Regions from separate parts of the Mus musculus genome. Here all the other regions are linked to region 2. A link is a loop called in an ENCODE intact Hi-C map of the cell type or tissue named here. Cell type or tissue: heart. All regions are shown on one strand. Region 1 overlaps Arhgef6 (Rac/Cdc42 guanine nucleotide exchange factor (GEF) 6). Region 2 overlaps Arhgef6 (Rac/Cdc42 guanine nucleotide exchange factor (GEF) 6). Region 3 overlaps Arhgef6 (Rac/Cdc42 guanine nucleotide exchange factor (GEF) 6).

Evidence for each region. A loop is a pair of places that touch in the nucleus more often than their neighbours do. Peaks named below come from ENCODE experiments on the same cell type or tissue, not always from the same donor. Only the 100,000 strongest peaks of a DNase experiment are listed, where the experiment ranks them.
Region 1: a loop joins it to region 2, with 1.9 times the contacts of the local background. A loop is called at or near these places in 4 of 42 quality-filtered maps.
Region 3: it touches region 2 in a loop (2.3-fold over the local background); 2 of 42 quality-filtered maps call a loop at or near these places.

Annotation. Positions count from the first base shown.
Region 1 is chrX:57,274,551-57,282,550 of GRCm38, reverse strand. Arhgef6 (Rac/Cdc42 guanine nucleotide exchange factor (GEF) 6) reads left to right here. Exons shown (of 22, transcript NM_152801.2): 7 at 2,245-2,339; 8 at 6,578-6,673. Among named protein-coding and RNA genes, the nearest start is that of Arhgef6, 60 kb to the left of the region's middle. In heart, no CTCF peak of the experiment used is centred here; a DNase peak (open chromatin) is centred at 4,400; H3K27ac peaks cover 1,408 bases.
Region 2 is chrX:57,321,043-57,329,042 of GRCm38, reverse strand. The region is part of intron 2 of Arhgef6 (Rac/Cdc42 guanine nucleotide exchange factor (GEF) 6); the gene reads left to right. Among named protein-coding and RNA genes, the nearest start is that of Arhgef6, 14 kb to the left of the region's middle. In heart, a CTCF peak has its summit at 3,884; DNase peaks (open chromatin) are centred at 2,392, 2,792 and 3,982; H3K4me3 peaks cover 1,625 bases; H3K27ac peaks cover 1,250 bases.
Region 3 is chrX:57,248,031-57,256,030 of GRCm38, reverse strand. Arhgef6 (Rac/Cdc42 guanine nucleotide exchange factor (GEF) 6) reads left to right here. Exons shown (of 22, transcript NM_152801.2): 11 at 4,682-4,741; 12 at 6,922-7,068. Among named protein-coding and RNA genes, the nearest start is that of Cd40lg, 40 kb to the right of the region's middle. In heart, no CTCF peak of the experiment used is centred here; no DNase peak of the experiment used is centred here.

The DNA.
Region 1 (8,000 bases), 46 kb after region 2:
CTCACTCGAGACAGCGATATCAGTTTCTAATGGCCTTCAGCAGAACTGGATTTTTTCGGAGGCAGTAACATTTCTCTTTCACCATTGGACTAATTTCAGAGAGCATCAGTACTTTCAGATCTCTGAATTCACATTTCTAAAGAGTAGTTTATGAGCAATATGGGAACTGAAAATAGACAAGAGTGGCAGTCAGTAGGGCCTACAGTTTAACCCTTCACTGTTGTCTGACTCTCTATCTCTGTCTCCATTTCTTCCTCTCTGTCTCTTTCTTCCTCCCTCCCTCCCTCCCTCCCTCCCTCCCTCTCTGTCTGTCTCTCCCTCCTTCCCCCTTCTCTGTCTCTCTCTGTCTGTCTCCCCCCTCCTATCCCATTATAAGTCCAGACTGGTTTTAATTTACCATATAAACTGCCCTCAAACTAGCTTTCTGCCCCAGCTCCCTCACTCAGTGTTAGGATAATAAGTGTTTGCCTTTATGCTTAGCAAACCCTTAGCTTTGGAAACCACTCTGCGGCCTTCTAAGTCATTGATTCCCAACTAAGGTGATATTACCCTTCTGAGCACATTTTTTTTCCTTTTTTTTAATTATTAGGTATTTTCCTCGTTTACATTTTCAATGCTATCCCAAAGGTCCCCCATACCCACCCACCCAATCCCCTACCCACCCACTCCCCCTTTTTGGCCCTTTTTTGATAGCCATAATTGTACTGTGGGATGGTCTTTAATGGCTAGATGTCAGGGATGCTACTTAACTTCCCACAAGACATAGGGCATTCCTCTCCCAACATTGACTTCTGGTCTGAAAATGTGTTTAGCCTCTTAAACTGGTCCAAGTGTTTCTCACTTGCCAGTACCTACCTGTGCAGCATCTGACTGCTGCTTCACAATGGTCCCTGAAATGTCACAATCTGAGATGAGGTAGGTTATGCCTTAAAACTGAAGCAGTCTGTCAGCCACTAGCACAGTTGGGACCATCATCCCCCGGGTCAGTTGTTCACCAGAAAGCCAGTGGCTCCTTGGGCCCCTACTTAGTTCAGCCTCATCAGCACAATGCTTTGCCTTGTGAGTACTGTCAGTCTTTGGTATCCACAAGGATTAGGGCCTCCTCAGATACAGATATTCAAGTCTCTTTAAAAAAAAAAGATTTATTCATGTAATTTATGTATGAGTGCTCTATCTGCATGGACACCTGCATGCCAGAAGAGGACATCAGATCCCATTACAAATGGTTGTGAGCCACCATGTGGTTGCTGGGAATTGAACTCAGGACCTCTGGAAAAACTGGTGCCTTTAACCACTGAGCAATCTCTCCAGTCCTATTAAGTCTCTTATATAAAATGGTGTAGCATTTGCACATGATCTTTTCACTCCTCTCTAGAGTTCAGATAATCTCTAGGCTGCCTGTCTGTGTGCGTGCCATATGAATAATTGGTGCAATATCAAGAATTACTTGATTCTGGAGACTGAACCTAAGGCCACACACATGCTAGGGCAAGTGCTCTGAACTACACCTTCAGGCATGTGAATTATGGTGAGTTTGAGGCCTGTTTGGGCTACATAATGAATTCTAGGCCATTATGGACTACGTTGAGAATTTGTCTTAAAGAATAAAAATGAGCTTTGTGTTATTAATACCAGATAATCATTGAATTGTTATCCTCGTTAAATTTCTCACAATTTGATCTCCTTTTTGGATTTGAAGTGCTCATATGAGAAGACTTTGTTTTTATTGAAAGACTACTTTTAACACTGCTTAAGAATGTACTATATGGTAAGAATTTGTCTTATCAGAAGCAATACACAAACTCCTTGCTCCTTTGTGTTATAATTATTCCTGAATTCTCCTTGTCTTGAATTTCTATGTTTTATAATTTTATTATTCATAAAATGAGAACATTGAAAACTTATTAATTAACCTAGCCCTTTCCTTGATAAATTTCTTGATAAAATTATTTAAAGCATAAATGTGGCCAGTGTCATGTAAGTGTCAAGGCTTTTCCAGTAGAGGGTAATTCATGATAATTGTGTTCATATGAGCTATGTGCTATAAATAGCTGCTAGATAATTACTAAAATACTTTTCTAGTGTGAAATAAAGTACATTTGTATTCTTGTGTTTCTTACATTGAGCACCAGCCTAAGTAAATTGGGACACCTTTTTCTAGGAAATCGATGTAGAGATCTAAAGCTCTGTTTGACCTTAGACTTGATTGATGGTTATGAAAACTTAATTCTTGTTTCTCCACAGGTGTTACAGAACATCTTGGACACTGAAAAAGAATATGCCAAAGAACTTCAGTCTCTTCTTGTTACTTACCTAAGACCCTTGCAGTCTAATAACAAGTAAGACTTTTTAAACCTTTAGTGAAATAAAGCTAGAGAATCTAATGTCAGCACTTGGAGGCATTGCTCCTATGCCAATGAATAATTGATTTTGCCTTTTAAAATGATTTCCACAGATCACAGGTTGCCAAGAATATAGTCAGGGCAACAACAATTATGCAAGATGTTGCTTTTGGAGAGCTTGGCTTGCTTTCTGAAGAAGGAATAGTTAATCTGAGATTCTGACTGTGACAATTTGTGTATTGGATATTTTTCTTTTGCCTCTTTTCTATGTAATATTAAAAACATCTTCAACACTTGGCACTAAAAAATTGTACATGATCATAAAATGAAGTGTGATATTTTAGTACAGATCTTCAATGTGTAATGATCAGATCAGGGTGATCGTCATATTCATAAGCTATTTGGAAATATACAGTAACGTTTTGGCACCCTTAAAACCCCTACTGTGCTCTAGAACATTTAGATGTTATACTTCACATCTAGCTGTACCCCTTAACTGACCTTTTCTCCAGCCTACCATCCTCCTTATCCCAGGCCTTGGTCACCACTCTTCGACTCTCTGTTTCTGTAACATTTACTTTAAAAATATTTTAGTTAAATTTTTTCATACAAGTACATATTTTATGTATTAAGCATATTTCCCCACTCCCTTATTCTTCTCTTTCTTGTCCTTTTCACTTCCTTTCAGTCCCCTACATAGTTTTTCATCTATTATCATCTCTCTTTCTCTCTCTCTCTCTCTCTCTCTCTCTCTCTCACACACACACACACACACACATACACACGCACACACGCACGCACGCACGCACATACGATTTTTTAATATCTATATGAACATCAGAGGGAACACCTAATATTTGCCATCCCGAGGCTGCCTTACTTTGTTTAATATTATTTTTTTCTAATTATATCAATTTCTTACAAATGACATATCTTCATTTTTCTTTATAGCTAAGCAATTTTTCTTGTACATAGATTGTAAATTTCCCCTGTGCATTCCTTTAGGCTTGGAAACCTGGGTTGGTTCCATTGCTTAGCTATTTGTGAACAGGGCTGCAATATTACACAGAGTCCTTTCACTAGTCCTTTCCATGTGCAGGTGTATGGGATCTCCCTCTTAGCTTCCACATTCCTGTGCATTTTGAAGTGATAGGTCTCGTTGTACCATAAAGAAAGAAGGAGTCTTTGGTGCTTTTATTCTGAGAGCACATAAACTGGAAATTCTCATGCTCGCTCTGACCTTTGCTTGCCAGGCTGGACCTCTTTCCCATGCTCCCAGAGTGGAAAGAGTGTGGCATTTTGCAAATGTTTAGAAGAGCAATTCAAGCCAGCATTTCATTCACGCGTATGCGATTGATAATGAGATGGAAAAGCATTTCTGAAAGCCAAATGTACAATGTGTACTAAGCCTGAAATGATAAGAAGCATGTTAACACTAATAATCCAAGAAAAGAGACCATTGATTTGAGAGAGTGTGTGGAGGGGGTGAGCTAGAGTGAGGGAAGGGAAAGGGGAAATGACGGATTATATTCCCATTAAAATAATTTTAAAATACTGACCATTTACTTGTTATGCTTTAGGGATAGCATACTTAACAAATACTGACTATTCTTATTTGTTACTTTAATTGATGACATTTTGCTAGTGATCGTGCTCTGGAAGGAAAATAGAAACTTTAGCTCACACGGGGAAGACAAAATCCTCCCCTCTTCAGGAAAAGCTGACTTTTGAGGAAGTTTGTATAAACTACCAACTTTAGGCTTAAATTAGTTTAATGCAGTTAACTGTTTTTCTCCTTTTTTTTCTCTCCCCAAATGATGTTAGTTAGGCAAAACATCATGTTGAATCTTCATTCAACTGTTCTCATAGCACCGTGGGAAGCATTCTTCCCATGGAAGGGTTTTAGATTCCTGCATTTGATTTTATTATGTGAAATGTGAAGTGTTATGCTAATCACAGTTCTCAGAGTGATACAGAAATACAGCAGCACGTCACCCTTCCTAGTTTCCTGGGAGAATTGGCTGTCTCCATTGAGTAGATAAGAGACTGAAGTCTGGACAGGCTCATCGCTTTGCCTGTCACACAGCCAACAAGTGACCAGACTGACTCTCCCATGTCTCCTGCCTGCCACTCACTATTTGAAATGTACCTTCTGTCTTCTGGCTGTGACATACAAAAGAGAGGGCTACTGAAGTGCCCATCCTGGAAGGGAGATGGTCAGATTTCAAATGAGGAAGGGGCTGACTGGCAATCCTGAAAGGGCTAGGATCTGTGAGAGTGAAGTCAGACCTGTCCTCAGTCTCCCTTCGATACTCACACCAGAGTCAGAGTGTTTTCTCTTGCCACAGTGATTTGAGCAAGCCAGACTGTTTACTGTCTGACTGCAAAGAAGCTAGAAATGTCCCCGGGCAGGCCGCAAAAAGTTCAGGGACCCTGTTTGCTGTGGCTATGACAAAGCAGTACCTAGAGAAACTGGCCGACTGCCAGATCCCACCCCCCCACCCCCACCCCTGCCAGACAACAAGAGGTGGGGGTTTCCAGTTTGCAGTTCAAGAGGGCAAAACAGCAGAGGAACTGGGAGAAGTTCATGTGCTGGGGGCTCCTGGGAATGTTTACTGGGATCTTCTCTTTTAGATTAGTCAGCAGAACTTCTTTGCAAATATTTCCCCAGAACTTAACTGTGAGATGTGTATGCTTTTGAAATTTGTTTTGAGACAGTGTGTCTCATGTAACTTAGAGCTAGCTTCAAGCTGAGACCCTTGACCCTCTTAAATCTGCCTTCCAAGTGCTGGGATTACAGGTGTGCCTTACCACACGTGTTTTAGGAATACACACACACACGCACGCACGTGTGTGTATTAATAGAATTCTTTTATATTTGTGAGGGTCTCTTACAGGAATACTGTGTTTTTACTCTTTCTCTACCCTTTCCAATGTTTTCTTGTCCCCCTGAAGCCATTTCGAGTTTCTCCTAAGTGTTTGGGGCTGACCTGCCCCTCTCATCTCCACTCATTTCTTGAAAAGATTTTTTAATTTTACATTTGTCTATGTGATGCAGGCCATGTGGGCACAGGTACTGGAGGAGGGCAAGAAGAGGGTGTCAGGTCCCTGGAGCTGGAATTACAGGCAGTTAGTTATAAGCAGCTCCACTGTGGGTGCTGGGGACTGAACTTGCGCCCTGTGCAAGAGCAGCAAGTGCTCTTAACCTCTGTGCCCTCTCCCTAGCCTCCTCCCTGGATCATATATTCTGAAGGAAGGAGAATATGAGGCACACCTACCTTGAGTGACTCTTCAGACAAGTTTCTTCCCCAAAGTGCTTAGGAGTCTGGTCTGTAGGCTTGGAATGCTTGGGATGCCAGTTCTTTGCTCTGCCTTGTTCTCTGCTGTTGGGTGATGTGCTCACTACCTACCATCTCTGTGCCTGGTTTCTCACCTGCAAACTGTAGACCGCTGTGGCACTCAGCTCACGAAGTAATGGAAGCTCCTACTTGGAAAGTGTTGGCATGAGTGCTCCACGCCTTAGGAGGATTGGCTCCTGTTCCTAGTGTCACTTACTGTTTGCTAAGGGAAAAATGAACGGGAACATTCCTCATGTAGAGGTGCTGCACCATCATTCAGTTTGCCTCTGTTTGACTCCATTCCACCCTACGAATAGCAATATCAAAATTCAGTTCTATATTCTCCCCTCTATTCTCTTTCATAAAGAGTGTTTTTAGTTGTTATTTGAATATTTTCATTTCAGAGAAAGCTGATTTTGCTAACTAACCTTTCCCTTCTGTACTTGTTGAACATAAATACTTTAATCATGCTCCTGTTTTCTAAAAAGGAAATACACCACAAGTGTTTACCTTCTTCCTAATCATGTTGTGTTTTTAGTCTATTTTTATACTTTGATATTAAACATGTTTTATTTTCCTCATGGCTTAACAAAATACGTAAATGCCCCTGACTACTACCAATGTTCCTTAGAATCATTGCTCTTATTTTAGAAAAGATGAACCAAGAAAGGAAGCTAAATACGGGGGGGGGGGGCAGGGGGGCAGAGACAATAGAGTCGTTAGCAGCAGCTAAAGCAGCAGAAGTTACATTGGCTTCTCTCATACTTTTCAGCTAGCAGCAAGCTAGCAGCTAACTGGGCCTAACTGGGCTCCAACTGACAGAATTTTCCATTCTATTAACTGGTACATTATGTCCTTTTTCTTTTCTTTTCTTTTCTTTTTTTTTTTTTAAATCAGCCTGAGTACTGTGGAGTTTACATGTTTATTGGGAAACTTTGAAGAAGTATGCACATTTCAACAGACACTCTGCCAAGCCTTGGAAGAATGTTCAAAGTAAGTAAGACAGTGGCTTTGCTGTTTCCTTCCACAGTTAAAGATGAATTGATTTTTGAGACAGTGTGTCACCTAGACCAGACTGGCTTTGAACTCGTTCTATAGTAGAGGCTGGTCTTGAACTTTTGCTTCCACTTTTTGTTCTTGCTTCCACTGCTAACGTATTGGAATTATAAGCTTAGGCCAGGCTCAGATACACCACTTGTGGTTCCAACACATTGCTCCGGAACAAAGGAAAAACATGAAGATTAAAAAGCCTACAAAGACAGTGGTGCTGTTCAGTGCCAACTGTATACAAAGTTTGTCCATCTAGTGAACTGTTTCTAACTTTAATTTTAAATCACATTTATTTTATTTATATGAATATTTGCCGTCATGTATATATTGTGCCCCAGAAGAGGGTGCTGGATCCCCAGGAGCTGGAATTATGGATGGCCTTGAGCCACCATGGCAACTGAACTCTGGTCCTCTGCAAAAGCCCATCCACCATCTCTCCAGGACCAATGATAATTGCTTTGATGTTGAGAAGACATTTTTATTTTATGTGCCACAGATTATTTGAAAACAATTATTTACATCATTCATTTAATGATGCCCCCTTTTCTGGCTCCTTGGATTGTGGACTTGTGCATTCTAAGAAGGCTGTACTAAGCTACAGCCATGGCCCTCACTTTCCCCACTCCCACCACCCATCCCCAATCCTGCACCTCCATCTCTCCAGTCCTGCCTGGCATGCCTCATGCTCACTATGTAGCTGAGGTGGGTCTTGAAATTCAGATCGTTCTACCCCTGGCTTCTGGTATTACTAATACTTACCGCCGTACCCAACATGTTTATTTGTAGGCCTCTTTGTATGGCATCTGTTATATTCTGACTAGAAACACACACAGGATTTGAGAAGGAAATATATATGTCCTATGTGAACCACACTATAACTTTTTTGGAAGATAGATTTATTTATATCTTTTGTATATGGGTATTTTCCCTGCGATGTGTGTGTGTGTGTGTGTGTGTGTGTGTGTGCACCATGTACAGGAGGTAACCTTGGAGAGCAGAGAGGGAGCTGGATGCCCTGAGACTTTAGTTACAGGCAGTTGTAAGCCACCAGTATGTGAGGGTGCTAAGAGTTGAACCCAGGTCCTCTGGAAGAGAAGCCAGTGGTCTTAACAACTGAGCCATGTCTCTGATCCCCAGGGCATGGCTTTGATGACTATCTGATGGCTGAATTGGTCAACATTATATTACAAAGTTCACTGGAATGATCATCTGCCAGTGTATTTTTAGTGTAAAATTAATTTTCCAGAGAGTGTATCTTGTAAAAACTGGT
Region 2 (8,000 bases):
TGCCATAGAAGCATTGAGACTACAGATGTTTGTTGCTGAATTTGGCTTTACATACATTCTGGGGATTTGAACCCAGGTCCTCATGCTTGGGTGGCAAGCATTTTACCTACTGAAGTGCCATCCCCCACCCCCAGTTTTCTTTGCAGATTTTATGCTTCTGTTGAGATGATCATTTATTTAGGCTCTTTATTATGCTGCTACATTGACTGATATTCATATGTTGCTTCAATCCTTCATTCCTGTCATAAATTCTGGTGAGTTATGTTGCATATGTACATATAATTTTGTGTGCATTTGTGATTATTCTTGAAGAATCTTTCATCATAGAAATGGAATTACTGTGTCAAATTTTAATAAGATAATGTCAAATTCGCCTGTGAAATTGCTCTACCAAGTTACATTTCTACCAAGATGGTGGAAAGTGTTTTCTGTGCCCCTGTCAACATTGTGCTTTATTTATCTTTCAAGTTTGCCAATGTGATGGATGAAACAGTATTGCTTTTTCTTTCTTTCCTTTTTTTGCTATAACTTGTTTTTCAGGAGTCCAAATGAATTTGGACATACTGTCACTCCTTTATAGTCCATTTGTATTTCTTCTTTGTAAACCAAATACATCTTTCCTTTTTTCTCAAAGCATGGAGGAGGCGGTGGTGAATATATTCAGCCAAGTCAAAAACTGTGTGTGTGTGTGTGTGTGTGTGTGTGTGTGTGTGTGTATAACATACCAGGAAGTCTCTCAACAACATGTGATTTAGAAATCACAGGCTCTGATCAGTTGGTCTTTGGCTGTACAGTTTGGCAATAGCCATGGGAATACTGGTCTATAGAAGCTCTAGCCCAGGAATTATTTTCCCTTTCATTCCTAGTATATACTGTTCCTTCATTGTCTCCTTCTGCTGTACCCTGCCTAGGGTACTCTCTTATCTGCATTGTGCAGAAACAGGCATGTCCTCTGCTTCTAGATTCAGGCTCACTTCATTAAAAAGTTCATGAAGGGACCATCGAATGAATACATGATTCAAATAGTGTTTCTCTCTCCTCCCTCTCTTCCTTCTTCCCTTCCTTCCATCCATGCTTCCTTTCAATCTCCGCCTGTAGCAGCATGAGCTTTCTCTGCCCCATCCCCCACCACCACTCTCCTGACTTCCTGAGTCACTCCATCTGCCTTGTCACAGCAACAGCACAGGTGCTCTCCCTTAAGTGAGGCTGTGGGATGGACCAGTTGCCATTTCCCAGGGACTGTTCTGCCAGGAAGAACTCCTAAAAGTAAGGTCGCTTTACCAATGTTCATGAGTCAAAGTTAAGTCCATCACTGTCCTGTTCTAGCTCTAAGAAAGCAGGACAAAAGAGCCAGACCAAGGGCACAGTGGACTTCTTCAAGGCCCAGCAGGGACTTATGTGAAGTCAGAATTCCTCTCTCTACTCTTACTATGTAGCTCAGGCTGGCCTGCAACTCACTATGTAGAGCAAGCTGGCCTCGAACTCACAGGCATGTTCCCATCTCTGCCTCCTGAGAGTGTTGGGATTAAAGGCATGCACCGCAACAGACAGCTAAAAAACCTTTATAGAAGTTGGATAATGTCTCAGCATCTGGCCCTTTTTCATCTGTTTCCACTGGGCAAAACTTCCACTCAATTTAACTAGTAGGGAGACTAAAAGGGGCGTTGACACCTTCCCCCACCTTTACTAGCTGAGCCAATGTGATACTCCCATTACTCTGGCTGACCTAATCTTTTACTCTGTTGAACTTCTATGAAAAATGAACACTGTAGCACATTGGTGTTCTCAGCTACTCCATAGGCTGAGGCAGGAGGTTATGAGTTCCAGGCCAGTCTGGGTTATAGAGAGACCATTCCTCTAAACTGGAAAAGGAACCGTGGATGAAGTTGCCTGCTATGTGCGTGTGTCTTTGAAAGGACTATGCTATTTGGGGGTCTATTAGGGAAGGGATGGCTGTGAAGGACCACTGAGCACTTCTCTGCTTCGGGGAAAGGGGTGGGGGATGTCTCAGTGGGTCACTATGCAGCTCACAGGTCCCTGAGTCTCATCCCAGGGACAGGAGAGGAAAGCAGTCTACTAACTAGTAATAGCTAGTCCTTGACTCTAGCATTCCCATTAGGGTTTTGGCAAAGACCCTGGGCAGCCCAGGCACTGTAACCCTGATCTTGGGAATTGGGTGGCAACAGCATGCGCAGTGTAGCTGCAGCCCTTACACCTCGGCTTTTGCTCCTTCCTTGGCTACTGGGGTGCTGAGGCAGCTGCTGCCACCACCGCCACAACCACTGCCGCTGCTGCTGTTGCTGCTGCTGCTGCTGCTGCTCTGCCCTGCGCCGCTGTCACTTCCAGTTCCTACTTCTGCGATCCAGGTCCGGGTCATAGCTTCCCCTCTGCTGGCCCGGTCTCTCCAGGCTGCTCTCTCTCCCTGGTTCTGGCTCCAGGCAGCAGAGCTGGGTCTGGAAGAACCCTGGGTCCAGGCTCCCACTGGCCTCCAGCTTCCCTGCTGTGGCCGTCCCGCCGGGGCACGCCTCCTGTAGCCCTTGATCTGTGCTCTAGAGAGAGAACTTGAGGGCAAGAACCTGACTTCCCTCTTTATTAAAATAAATACATAAATAAATACATAAATACATAAAATCCCTTGCCTGGGGAGCTTGGAGGCACAGAAAGGAGTTTGGAGACGGGCTCCCCCCTCCTCACGCGTCCAGGAGCAAAGTTGCAGCCGCCCCTCCCCGCTGGCCATACCAGCGGGCTCTCCAGTTTCGCCCTGGTGGCAGCCGCGCGGGGCAGGGTCCCAGCTCCATCTGGGGACAGTGTTTCCCGCAGCCTTGGCACGGGCTGGCGGCGCTCAGCAGCCCCGTGACTCTGAAGGGCGAGCCACTTCCGAGGAGGAGGCTGGAGGGAACGAGCAGCAGGAGGACAACCAAGCAAAGCCAGGTGACCTGCCTGGGGGGCAAGGGGTCAGGGGGAGGGGAACTACAAGGGCCTGATGTTGGGGGGCTGGTGGAGCCAGAGGAGGAGCCGCCCTTCTTCTAGGATTGACCGCCTAGGTCTGCAGCCCTAGCCGCCAGTCTGTTCTTTGCCAGGGCCTCTCCTTGGTGCCGTGTCTGCGTACCCAGAGCGGGGGCGGGGGCCAGGGCTAAGGGTGAGGACGCGCCAAACTTAAGGGCGGCTGTCCAGCTTCGGGCCGCAAGGTTTATAGCAGACTGGATTCTGTCTTTTCCCCTTCCGCGAACCAGAACAAGAAGTCAACGGTACTGTTTCTGATATTAATTTGATGCTCTCCCAAGCTGGAGCAATCCTTGCATTGGGGAATGTTTGACACAAGTCTGTCATAGGTAGGAGTCCTTTTCAGATGGACTCTGCCTGGTATTCAGTGTAGCTGTAGTTGATTTAGAGTATTCATTTTCTATTCACTGAAGGACCCAACAGGTATTCCAGCTATTTCATTTCTTAGCCCTGGAGTAGAGAGCCCTCGAGTTTATCTCTGTCTCCTCAAATATCTTTCTTCTCAATATCTTATATTTTTAGTTTGGGTTTGTTATTGGTTTTGAATGTAGGAGTGACTCATATGCCCCCCTTCTTAATGTGTAGTGGGAGTAAAAATATACTCAAAGAATGTACTTTGCTCTGAAACTATTTTTTTTTTCAATAAAAGCTTCCCATAAACCAAAATGCCACACAGAACAGGATAAATTTGGGCATATGTTTAAGTTTTTAAGGTATTGGTTTTAAAGGTTAGATTCTAAAGTCCAGACTGCTTTTCGAACTTGTATTTGCCTGGAAAAATCCAGTTTGTCCTTGAACTTCCTATCTTAATTTTGACATTGACCATGGTAAACGGATCTCTGATGACATCATTTGCTCCAGCCACAGTTCAGCGTTCCGCCACTGAGAGCACCTCTGCCCAAATCTGTAAGGCCTGGGCCTGCCCTTGGACTTGAGCAGATTTCTCTTAAGCAAAATATTGTGCTACATGCCAGGCAACGCTGCAGTCCCTTCTTACATAAGCACACTCCAGGCCCATGTGGTGCAGGGTATGCTTGGAACAGCAGTTAAACCAAGAGAGGGGCTGTTTCCACGCCAGTTGCTGAGGGATGGCTGAAGTTTTGCATACAGTAAATCAGCAGCTAGAAATCTCACCTTGCATGTCTTTAGTACTTACATCTACTTTTCCTTAGTTCTCTTTTCCTTCTTTTCCTTCTTTTTCTTCCTTTCTTTCCTCCTTTCCCTCCTCCTCCTCCTCCTCTTTTGGAATGCTTTCCACTTATCTCAAATTCCACCTCACCATGCCCTTATAAAGGACATTTGAGAGCAGGCATTTCTTCCAGTGATCAAAGAAATAGAGAAGTTTGGTTAAGCAGAGTCGCTTCTAGTAGTAGAGCCAAAGAGCTAACTGGGAGCTAACTCAGAGCTCTTGCTTGGGGCCTACCTAAGTCTTGTTTGTGTTCTCTAAAAGGTGATACTTTGTACAAAAGTGTTTCATTAAAAACATTGCATGCATGGCCTGTGGCTCTGAACTACCTGGTTTTTGTGTTAGCTGTGGCTTTGGCCTCTTCTGCTCACATAGCCTCCGCTCTGTAATTAGGGCTGAGGGCTGGGCCGGGAGCTTTTGTTCGCCCCCTCTGGTCCACCACTTTTCCCATCATCTTCAGGGATAGCAAGGGATGGCTAGAGGGAGCCACCAGGACCTAGAAATTTCCAAAACGTGTTTGACACCATTCATAGAGTATTGCTTAAGCCTCTAGAAATTTGTTCAGGGGCCAAAGTGAGAGGACAATGCTTGGTTCATTTATAGCAATGTGCCCATCACTGTTCTTAGGGGCTCGTTTGCAAAGGTGAAAACAGTTGAATACCATTTCTCCAGCAACTTCCATGTTCTAGACCTTGGGATGAATGCTTTAAGTATATTATCTCATTTAATCCTCACGATAATCCCTATAGGCAGGTGGCATTGTACCCATTCCATAATGGTGGAAACTGAGGTTTAGGGAAGATCCATGCTCATGCTGTACCCTGGCAGTGCAAAGCAGACGTAGAATAGTCAGCTAGACCTCATGCCCTGTCTTGAACCAGGTTGTAGCCACTAGTGAGCCACTGATAACATAGCGGAACATCGAAATACTTGGTTTTCAGACATGAGTACACATTAGAAATATTCGGGGCGCTTTTGAAACCACAAGTATTAGAGTCTCATTGACCAGAGATCCTGACTTGTTTTATAGAAGGCTTTTGCATTGGTATTTTTTAGATGTTTAAGCCAGTTTAGTAACATTAATTTCTAAAAATTGAAAATATCCTAAATATTTACCTTGACAAATCCCTGCAAACTGATACACCCATATACTTTTCATTTGGATTAAACACCAGGACATTATCAGTGCCATTGAGTGCCTTTTGTGCCTTCTCAGTCAGGATTGCTTGTGGAGGAGCACCTGACTCCTAAGAGAACAGAGTGCTGTGGTGGGTTACCTGTCTAGGTGTATGAGCTGGATAGTAAAGTGTGTGCTTGTTTTCATAAACTACCTTGCACTAAGCATAATATTTGAATAACTAGCACGTTGTCGGTACTACTGTTTTATTTATTATTTTATTGCTGAACAGTATTCCATTGTATGGATATGCCAAATTTTGTCTTTTTCTATTTACTCACTGGTGGACATTTCGAGTGTTTGCAGGGGTTGTGTGTGTGTGTGGTTGTTGTTGTTTCAATGAACAATGTTGCTATGAATATCTTTGTGGGTATCTCCTGAAGAACATTTCTGTTGAACTTATGTATAGCAATAAAGTTGTCGCTAGGTCATAGGGTATGTATATACTCTGCTTTAGGAAGTACCTCCAGAAAGGTCACTAAAGGGACAAAACATTAAGTGTATGTACTTTGAAAACTATGCAAGTGATTCTGGTTTGCATCTAGGGTTGAGAAGCACTTCTCTAGTTTATTCACATTTTAGCAATCTAGCCACGTCAAGCATTTGCTGAGACCATAAGAAAAGACATACTAAACAGTGTAGTGGCACAAGCCTGTAATCCCAGCACTTGGGAGGCTGGAGCACAAGGATTGTTGGGTTGGAGGGAAGCCTGAGGTACATCATGTTTCAGGCAACCTGAACTATAGAGACGGAGAAGCAGACGGAAGGAGAGGGAGCTGTTGGGTTAAGTCATTTATATGCTTTACACAGATTCTTTTAGAATGTTTACTTTATTATGATTATTGTAATTTTTACTGTGCGTACATGCATGTATACATGCACAGATGCCATAGCATATGTGTGGAGGTACGGGGACAACTGCCAGGACTCACTGTGGTCATGTTTTCGTATATCTGTAGGCTTGTCTTAGAAGTCCTTAAAGGCAGAGACCAAAGATTCTTCATCCTTATGGCTCAGGTCCTTGGGATGGAGCAAGGTTCATAGCAGGTGCTCACTACGAGTCACTAAATAAGTGGTTGGTAGAAAGGCTGAATACTCAGAGACTTTAGGTAAGGAGGTGATCCAGTCTTAAACTGAGACTTACATGCTCTCATCTTAGGACGTTGCCTCTGCTCCCACTCAGAGATAAGTTACCTCTATTTATCTAAGCATGTGAGCATTAAGGGTAACCTGGCTGATCACCCCACACTGATTAGAAGGAGTCGATGAGGTGTAATGAGGGAATGTTTGTGGAGGCACTTTGCAAACTGGGACACAGTGCCTGAATAGAATAGAAATCTGGGATAAAGGGAAAAGAGGGGCTACTGCAGATTAGACATGATGCACATGGCATGATATGTGTGTGTGTGTGTGTGTGTGTGTGTGTGTGTGTGTGTGTGAGTGTGTAGTATAGTGTAGCACAGTAGGTAAAAGCTTCAGTGCGACTTTGAACTTGGTTTGGCCTGGGTTGGATACTAATTATGTAGAGCCAATCTTGAAGGTGGTAATGATACATAGGACCCCTAGTGTTAGTGTCAAACAGCAATAAAAGCGCAGTTTGCATAGTGCCTGGCACCAAGTGTACAGTCAGTGAATGCTAGATGCTTTCCTCTGCCATATCTGTTCTCTCCTATTCTCTCTTCTCCCCTCTCCTCTTCTCCCCTCGCCTCATTTTTCTCTTCTTTTCTTTCTTTCCAGTGGGGTCTTCCATAAGCCAGATTGCCCTCAAACTCTTTGCATAGTAGAGGGCGATCTTGAACTTCTGATCCTCCCGCCTCTATCTCCTGAGGGCTGGGATTACAGGTACAGGCCACCAGGCCTGCTTTATGTAAGTCTGGGGATTGTGCCCAGGGCTTTGTGCATTCAAGGAAAGTACTCTACAAAATGAGCTTTACCCCAGCCCTGAAAGCTCTTTTCTAAATGGAAACTTTGATGTCTTCTAGTAGACTTATTGATAAATGGATCTGCATTGGAAAAACAGCAGCTCCCTTGGTTTAGTTATGTTGAGGTAATCCTATTGGATAAGTGAGCCAGATGATCTCTTGAAATCTTAACATTTTAACAAATTAGATGTAGAGCTAGGATAAACTGTGTGGGCTCTCCCAGGGTTCTGTGTGTTTTGTACTAGCTGGAAAGTTAGGCATGGATGAAACTTGAAATTGGAAAACAAACACATCCAGTCATCTTATGTCTTACCTCCATGTTCTATTTGGTAGAGACTGCCTGGTTTGGGAAAATTGTCTAGATGTTAAAGCCAAAGGCAAAAGCCTCCATAATTTGCAATACTTAACGCACGCCTGTTTTAGAAAGCAAAACAAAGTCGAATGTTTCTGGGCTTTTAGATGAATAGTGGTGGCAGAGTTGGCTCGGCTTCCGTGATTAACTGCAAAGATGAGCCCATTCAGCATTGTGAGTGCTTTTCCTAATTGAAGAACCATCCTTTCCCCCCTGAAATAGAAATTCTCATCAAAGTCAGTCACTGCAGTTTAGAATAAGTTGCAATGTGTTTAAAATAATTTAAATAACATATTTGCTTTGGGAGACTACAGATAGTTCATATTTTATTGATACTGTAGATCATTGTAACCCATGGAA
Region 3 (8,000 bases), 73 kb after region 2:
ATTTATTTTTTATTTTTTTATATTTTTATTACATATTTTCCTCAATTACATTTCCAATGCTATCCCAAAAGTCCCCCATATCCTCCCCCCCCCCACTTCCCTACCCACTCATTCCCATTTTTTTTGGCCCTGGCATTCCCCTGTACTGGGGCATATACAGTTTGCGTGTCCAATGGGCCTCTCTTTCCAGTGATGGCCGACTAGGCCATCTTTTGATACATATGCAGCTAGAGTCAAGAGCTCCGGGGTACTGGTTAGTTCATAATGTTGTTCCACCTATAGAGTTGCAGATCCCTTTAGCTCCTTGGGTACTTTCTCTAGCTCCTCCATTGGGAGCCCTGTGATCCATCCAATAGCTGACTGTGAGCATCCACTTCTGTGTTTGCTAGGCCCTGGCATAGTCTCACAAGAGACAGCTACATCTGGGTCCTTTCGATAAAATCTTGCTAGTGTATGCAATGGTGTCAGCATTTGGAAGCTGATTATGGGGTGGATCCCTGGATATGGCAGTCTCTAGATGGTCCATCCTTTCGTCTCAGCTCCAAACTTTGTCTCTGTAACTCCTTCCATGGGTGTTTTGTTCCCAATTCTAAGGAGGGGCATAGTGTCCACACTTCAGTCTTCATTCTTCTTGAGTTTCATGTGTTTAGCAAATTGTATCTTATATCTTGGGTATCCTAGGTTTTGGGCTAATATCCACTTATCAGTGAGTACATATTGTGTGAATTACTTTGTGAATGTGTTACGTCACTCAGGATGATGCCCTCCAGGTCCATCCATTTGGCTAGGAATTTCATAAATTCATTCTTTTTAATAGCTGAGTAGTACTCAATTGTGTAAATGTACCACATTTTCTGTATCCATTCCTCTGTTGAGGGACATCTGGGCCAAACCAACTTTATTAAGAATCCAGAAAACATCATGGTTTCCAAGTCAACTTGATGAGCTCTTCCCTCTTCCTGAATGGTATTCCAGCATCCCTCTTTATACAACCAAATAAGATACACAGTTATAATTCTTCCTCTCTCCTCCAGATCTTGGCCCTGTTGCTTCCCTTAAGGCTGTGCTCATTTATTGACTTAGGTCAGTGGTTCCCAAACTATGGGTTGCAACCCTTTCAGCAGCTGAACAACCCTTCCACTGGGATCACATATCAGCTATCCTGCACATCAGATATTTACATTGTGATTCACAACAGTAGCAACATTACAGTTATGAAGTAGCAATGAAATAAGGTTATGGTTGGGGGTCCCCACAACATGAGGAAATGTAAAGGGTTACAGAATTAGGACGACTGAGAACTACTGCCTTGGTTTTCTATTGCCAACTTGTCTGTACATGATGGTTCTTTGGCATTCAGACCTACAAATCTCTATTGTTTTGCAAACCAATGTTAAAAAACATGAAGACCAAACCAAAAGTCAGGAGAAGAAAACACAAAAAAAGAAAAAGATGTTTGTCCCAGATGGGAACAATGTGGACATTTGATTTTCTGACTCTGGCCCTCCTTAAAGATTATAAATGGATCCAATACTACTCTCCACTGCCCACCAGTGTCTTTACATCAAAGTCCACTCACATTTTTGTTTAGGAACTTAAAATGTACTCATAATGTAGTGTAGCTACAATCTTTTCTAAATATTAGGACTTGCAACGAGGTCTGATAAGCAAGTCTGAGCACCCAAATCTTGAGATTTTTTTTTAGGTATTTACTTCATCTATTCAAATGCTTTCCCTAAAGTCCCCTATACCCTCCCCCTGCCCCACTCCCCTACCCACCCACTCCCATTTCTTGGCCCTGGCATTCCCCTGTACTGAGGCATATAAAGTTTGCAAGACCAAGGGGCCTCTCTTCCCAATGATGGCCAACTAGGCGATCTTCTGCTACAAATGCAGCTAGAGACACGGGCTCTGGAGGTACTGGTTAGTTCATATTGTTGTTCCACCTATAGGGTTGCAGACCCCTTCAGCTCCTTGGGTACTTTCTCTAGCTCCTCCTGTGTTCCATCCAATAGCTGACTGTGAGTATCCACTTCTGTGTTTGCCAGGCCCCGGCATAGCCTCACAAGAGACAGCTAGCTATATCAGGGTCCTTTCAGCAAAATCTTTTAACACACAGCTCTTTTGTGATCTGGCACTGGATGTGGAGGCGTGGGCGGCAACGACTGTGTTTACCATAGTTGCTCTTCCTGTGTCTGGGGAAAGGTTTTGAGGTTTTAAAGGGGTTGATTATCTTTAAAGAAAAAAGCTACTGTTCTTGTCAGCATTTGTAAGTCTTAAGAGCTCACCTCCGTGTGAAAAAACTGTATTTGGACTGCCCTAAAGTTGGAGACAGCGGGGAGCTGGTGAGGAAAGTTTGCCAGAATGAGATTTCAATAGGGGCTCTAGAAGGCATTGACCTCTGGATGCCTTTCTGTATGCTAAACCAGTTCAGCAGATGGTTTGAGGTTTGCCCCTCCTTCCGTGTCATAAAAATTCAGAAACCAGTGGCCTCTGCTTGTCACTTCTCAGTGCTACAACACAATGCTGCAGTACTGACAACTTCAGGAACACACAGTTAAGCTCCTCCTGCCTGCCTGTCTGCCTGCAGGCCTCATCTGTTTCTAGGCCAGCCTCTGTTTGGTCACATTGGCTTTGACTCTTCCTTCAGATTGGGACCATCAAATGCTGCATCCCCCTTTCTGGGAGTGTAGCACTGGGCCAGGCCAATCCGAATTTCTAATCACTTGATAAAATAAGATTTACCGTGAAAGAATACACACTAATTTTCCATGGACAATCCTGCCTGTGGCCTGAGTCAGATCTCTAGTCTGTTCTACCATGTTTTCTACCTGAGACTGGATGAGCAGAACTGGCCTTCTCCGTTCTTCAGCTGAATCCATGAAGTCAGTACATATACTCCTAAGTGAAGTATGCCTACCATGTCCATATACCTCAATACTAGTTGCACTACAGGATCAGTGATGTCCCTCTGAGTAATTATTTAGTAATGGTAAATATTACTTATTTATTCAATTTTTATTAATTAAAATAAATTTAAATTTAAATATATTTGATCATACTCTTCCCCTCCTCCAAGTCCACCAAGATCTTCTATTCCTCCCTACCCAGTCAGCTTCAAGATCTTTCTCAAAAATCAAACCCAAATCCTACAAAACCTAGACAACGAAATACGAGAAGAGGAGAGGAGAGGAGAGGAGAGGAGAGGAGAGGAGAGGAGAGGAGAGGAAAGAAAGACCAAACTGTAACCATATCGAAGCATACAAAAATCTGTGGAGTCCATTATTTGCTGGTCAGGGAAATGGGAAGTCTTACCTCAATAATGACAACTATAATGTTGTTACTAAATATATGATATGTTATAAATTGTCTTAAAAGTCAACTGTGATGGGCTAGATTCTACAATGTGAATGTGTATATGCATATGCATATATTAAACCGTCATATACCATAACTATCAACAAATTTGCTTGTCAGTTCAAAAGAAAAATAGCAGTACATTTTAATTTTATGTGCAAAACAATCAGTTGTATAGTATAAGTTAAGAATTCAAAACTGGGCCAGAATTTAGGATCCCAGTGCTTCTAGTAATTAAGTGATTAAGAAATTTTCTGGGAGCCGGGCAGTGGTGGTGCACGCCTTTAACCCCAGCACTTGGGAGGCAGAGGCAGGCAGATTTCTGAGTTCGAGGCCAGCCTGGTCTACAGAGTGAGTTCCAGGACAGCCAGGGCTATATACAGAGAAACTCTGTCAAAAAGAAAAAAAAGAAAAGAAAAAAGAAAGAGAGAGGGGGGGATGGAGGGAGGGAGGGAGGAAGGAAGGAAGGAAGGAAGGAAGGAAAGAGAGAGAGAGAGAAAGGAAGGAAGGAGGGAAGGAAGGAAGGAAGGAAGGAAGGAAGGAAGGAAGGAAGGAAGGAAGAGAAATAAAAATAAAAAGAAAAATAGAAGAAATGTTCTGGAGCTGGAAAGACAGCTCAGCAGTTAAGAGTTCATACTACTTTTTTTTGCAAAGGATCCCAGCCCCGAAGTCTGCTTGCTGTCACTGTCTGTAACTGTGGTTATCTCCAGTGGGACCCAAAGCCTCTGGCCTCCTCAAATATCTACACTCAGGTGCACATACACATTCTCTCCTAGCCACATATAATTAAAAAATAAAATAAAAATAAAATGTTAAAAGATAAGAAGAAATAAACTTGCTTTTGGTTCATAGTTCCTTGAATTTTTAAAAAAGATTTGTTTAGCTGTCTTCAGACACACAGAAGATGGCATCGGATCCTATTACAGATGGTTGTATGTCACCATGTGGTTGCTAGGAATTTACCTCAGGACCTCTGGAAGAGCAGCCAGTGTGCTTAAACACTGAGCCATCTCTCCAGCCCCTCCTTGAATTTTAATACAGGTGTGGATTCATGTAATCAACCACAACTAAGATACAAGATAATTCCAACACACACATACACACACACACACACACACACACACACACACACACACACACATGCACACATGCACTTTTGTTGGGTTATCTTTTTGTGGTCACACTTTCAACTCATTCCATCCATGGCAGCATCCATTCTCCTCTAATACTGTTTTTATTATTTATCTATTCTTCATTATTTTGAAGGTTGTTATATACATATACGCACATGCTGATACTGTTTGTAAATGTATTCCTTTGACAGGACACTCATCCAGACCATCAGGATATTCTGAAAGCAATCATAGCATTCAAAACACTCATGGTAGGTGACGTTCTCAGATTGTCCTTCTCCATTTTGTATACTTTGTTGCTGAAAGAGTGATTTGTGTGTGCCGTTTCTTTCCTTAAGCAAAAGTCCTCCAGAGAGAAACAATAAGCTCTGAGCACAGTAGGCCCATGATTTGTTGCATTTGGTTTTGTTCTTCACAGAGTATGCCTACCTAAGAAAGGTTGCCAGGCTGAAGGTCTAAAGCAGTCACAGTTGAAAGCCTTGGCCACATTAAGCATTGATGTGTAGGTGGGGGGTTCCTTTTTTTTATTTCTTTGCATTTACCCCCTTGCACACCCTATGTCTGTATAACTTGTCATTCACTGATTGGCATCAATACTGAATTTCACTATTTGTGCCAAAAGATGTGAACTTGTTTTTTTTTTTTGCATATGAAAAAGAAATTCTTCCTAAAAAGAAAAACAGTGTACTAAAATGAAGTTGCTTAATATAGACTGCTACAAGAGGTAGCAGTAATCTTACATCTTGAGCATCAAGGTTAACCTATCTCCTTGAACCTACTGATGTAAAACCGTTGGATGCCATTTCAGAAAGAAAAAAATAACCCTTTATTTTGAGTAATGGGCTAAGTTTCGATATATTTGACATTTCTAAAGCATTCTGTGGGATTTGGACCCATGCTCAGCTTTTGATCCTTGCTGGAAGGTTATGGCCTACCAGTCACCATCAATTCACTTTTACTGCTTTTGAAAGATAAGTAGCTGACGTGTCAGTGGTTAAATGAAAGCTGGAGATCAGGCAAGGTATAGTGAGAAATTTATTCCTGTTGTTAGGGAAAAAATAGTAAAATGCTAGCACAGTGGCTAGCATTTCACATGGCTCAGTTTTGTAGAAGAGCTCACGCAAACCCATGGCATGGTACTGGTTGTATCCTGTCTTTCTTGCATTCATTCTATGTAAAGGAACATAGAAGACCTTTGAAAAAACAGGCAAGCAAACAGTACAGCAAATTCAAGTGTCTGCCAGGCGTGGTGGGGTTGGCCTGTAAGACCACCACTTGGGAGACTGAGACAAGAGGTCTACTTTCAAATCAGAGCCTCAACTACATAGTGAGGTTGAGGCCAGCCTGAGCTGCACGACCCTGTCTGAACAGTAACAGCAACAAACCAAAGTACCGGGCCCCAGCACAAAGCAAACATGTCTCCTTTTTGTCATGTTAAAACTTGTTTTGATGGTGGCAATATATTTAATGCAAATATGTGCGCTTTAAAAATCTGTAGTGTATTTATTTCTTAAAGTCTTAGTTGAATGAAGCAACAGACTTTTATAGAAAAACGTACCACCAGAAAGAATTATACTACATTCATTTGGATGCAGTAACGTAATAAATCATTTGCTTAGACTTGTATTCATTTTGGAATAAGTACTGTTAAATCACTCCAAGATAACTTTAGTCTTTTGAAACAGGTTTTATATCTCTCCATATTCTTCATACTCCCTCTCATATTGGCAAACTGTTTCTTAATTTGAATTTCCAACTTAATCATCATGAAACCCACTTATAACTATTTCCCTAATCCTTTTAAGAATAAAAATAACCTGAATATTTTATAAAAATGTCCTGTTGCTCCCTAAATAAAGTTGGAACACTGCATGCCTGTTTCATGATGAATTCAGTTTGATTCACGGTGGCATTAAATAAATAAATAAATAAATAAATAAATAAATAAATATTTTTGGCCAGTCTTTGTTCTCAAAACTCTGGGAGTGATTTTGTTCATTTTTCTTATTGAGTTGCTATTTTTTTGGAGAGTAAGCATACTTCATATAGTGAAGTTGCTTTGTAATTATAGCTCTATTTACCTATGGTAGTGAAGGGCTGATTGCTTTTCTGGCTCTAGTTGGTAGGAATCTGTTCCTTGTCTCTCCAGACTCTTCATGGGGAGGGAGAAATACCCCCCCTTTACCACTTTATTTTGATGCTTTGACAAAATGGGAATGCTCCCCTCTTCCTATGACTTTGAAAGGCTAACAGCTACATAGTGTATTGGTTTGTCTGGCAGGAGCATAGATGATCATAGGAATAAGAACAAAAGATAAAGTGAGAAATAAGGGCTCAAAAGCCATGGCTTGTTTTGAACTTGTTCTGAGAACTTTCCCCATCTCGTCTTGTTCAAATCCCCATTGCATCATAGTCTGTTTGGTATCCGCAGGGGCAGTGTCAAGATCTGAGAAAGAGAAAGCAGCTGGAATTGCAGATCCTTTCAGAACCTATTCAGGCATGGGAAGGAGATGATATTAAGACTTTGGGAAATGTGATCTTTATGTCTCAAGTAGTGATGCAGCATGGGGCCTGTGAGGTAAGTCCTCAGCATTGCTTCTTCCGAGTTTCATATTTCCCTTCCATTATTAGTTCTTATGTCAAGATCAATCAGGGTAGTGGCAGAGGGAATGGAAGAAAAGGGTAACTCTGAGACCCTTTTGATGGTAATGGCAACAGAAAGGGGTAACTTATGGGATACAGAAGATGGCAGATATACTTTACACCTGTTAACTTTCAGAAGACCCAAGGTATTTGTGCATAGCTGTCCTGTAAGCAGCTGTTAATGTACCATGGAAATGTAGGTGAGAGGTCAGTGTTAGAGAGATTTAAATGTCTCTGGCAGATGTACCTTTCTAGGAAGTACATATCCAAAAAGAAGCACAGCGGTTAAAGACGGATTATTTCTTTTAGGAAGAGGCTACAGTAGGGGACAAAGGTTGATCATGTCACCTGGTTTGATTTATTGGGTGTTAGAGTTGCCTCCCTTCTCCATGACACTTTTCTATACCCTCTGACATGCTTGTGGCAGAGATTCATTACTATGGGTTAATAAGCAATCTTATTGAAACTGCAGACACCCTGGGGAAAGTTAGAGCAATGAGGGTAACTATTAGTCATTCACAGCTTTGGGATGAAATCTTTGGATGAAAGGAGGAGGAACCATTGTGGAGATGGGTGCAGGACACAAATAGGAGAACAGAAAAGAATTGGGGGTTATGGTGTCATTGAAATTCCTGGAGGAACACTTGAAAGTGGCCAGCAAGCTGAGTGCTATGGAAGGTTCAGAGGTCAAGGAATGTGAGGACCAAAAAGAAGCCATTGGATTTTGCTAGAAGGCAGTTATTGATGACTTTGAGAGAGCAGCGGGAGAGTGCAGTTAGGAAGGGATCAATGGAGAGAAAATGAAGGCAGGGAGTAATTTGGCAATAAAATGTCAAGAAATGAGATATTATAAGTGAGGAACCACAT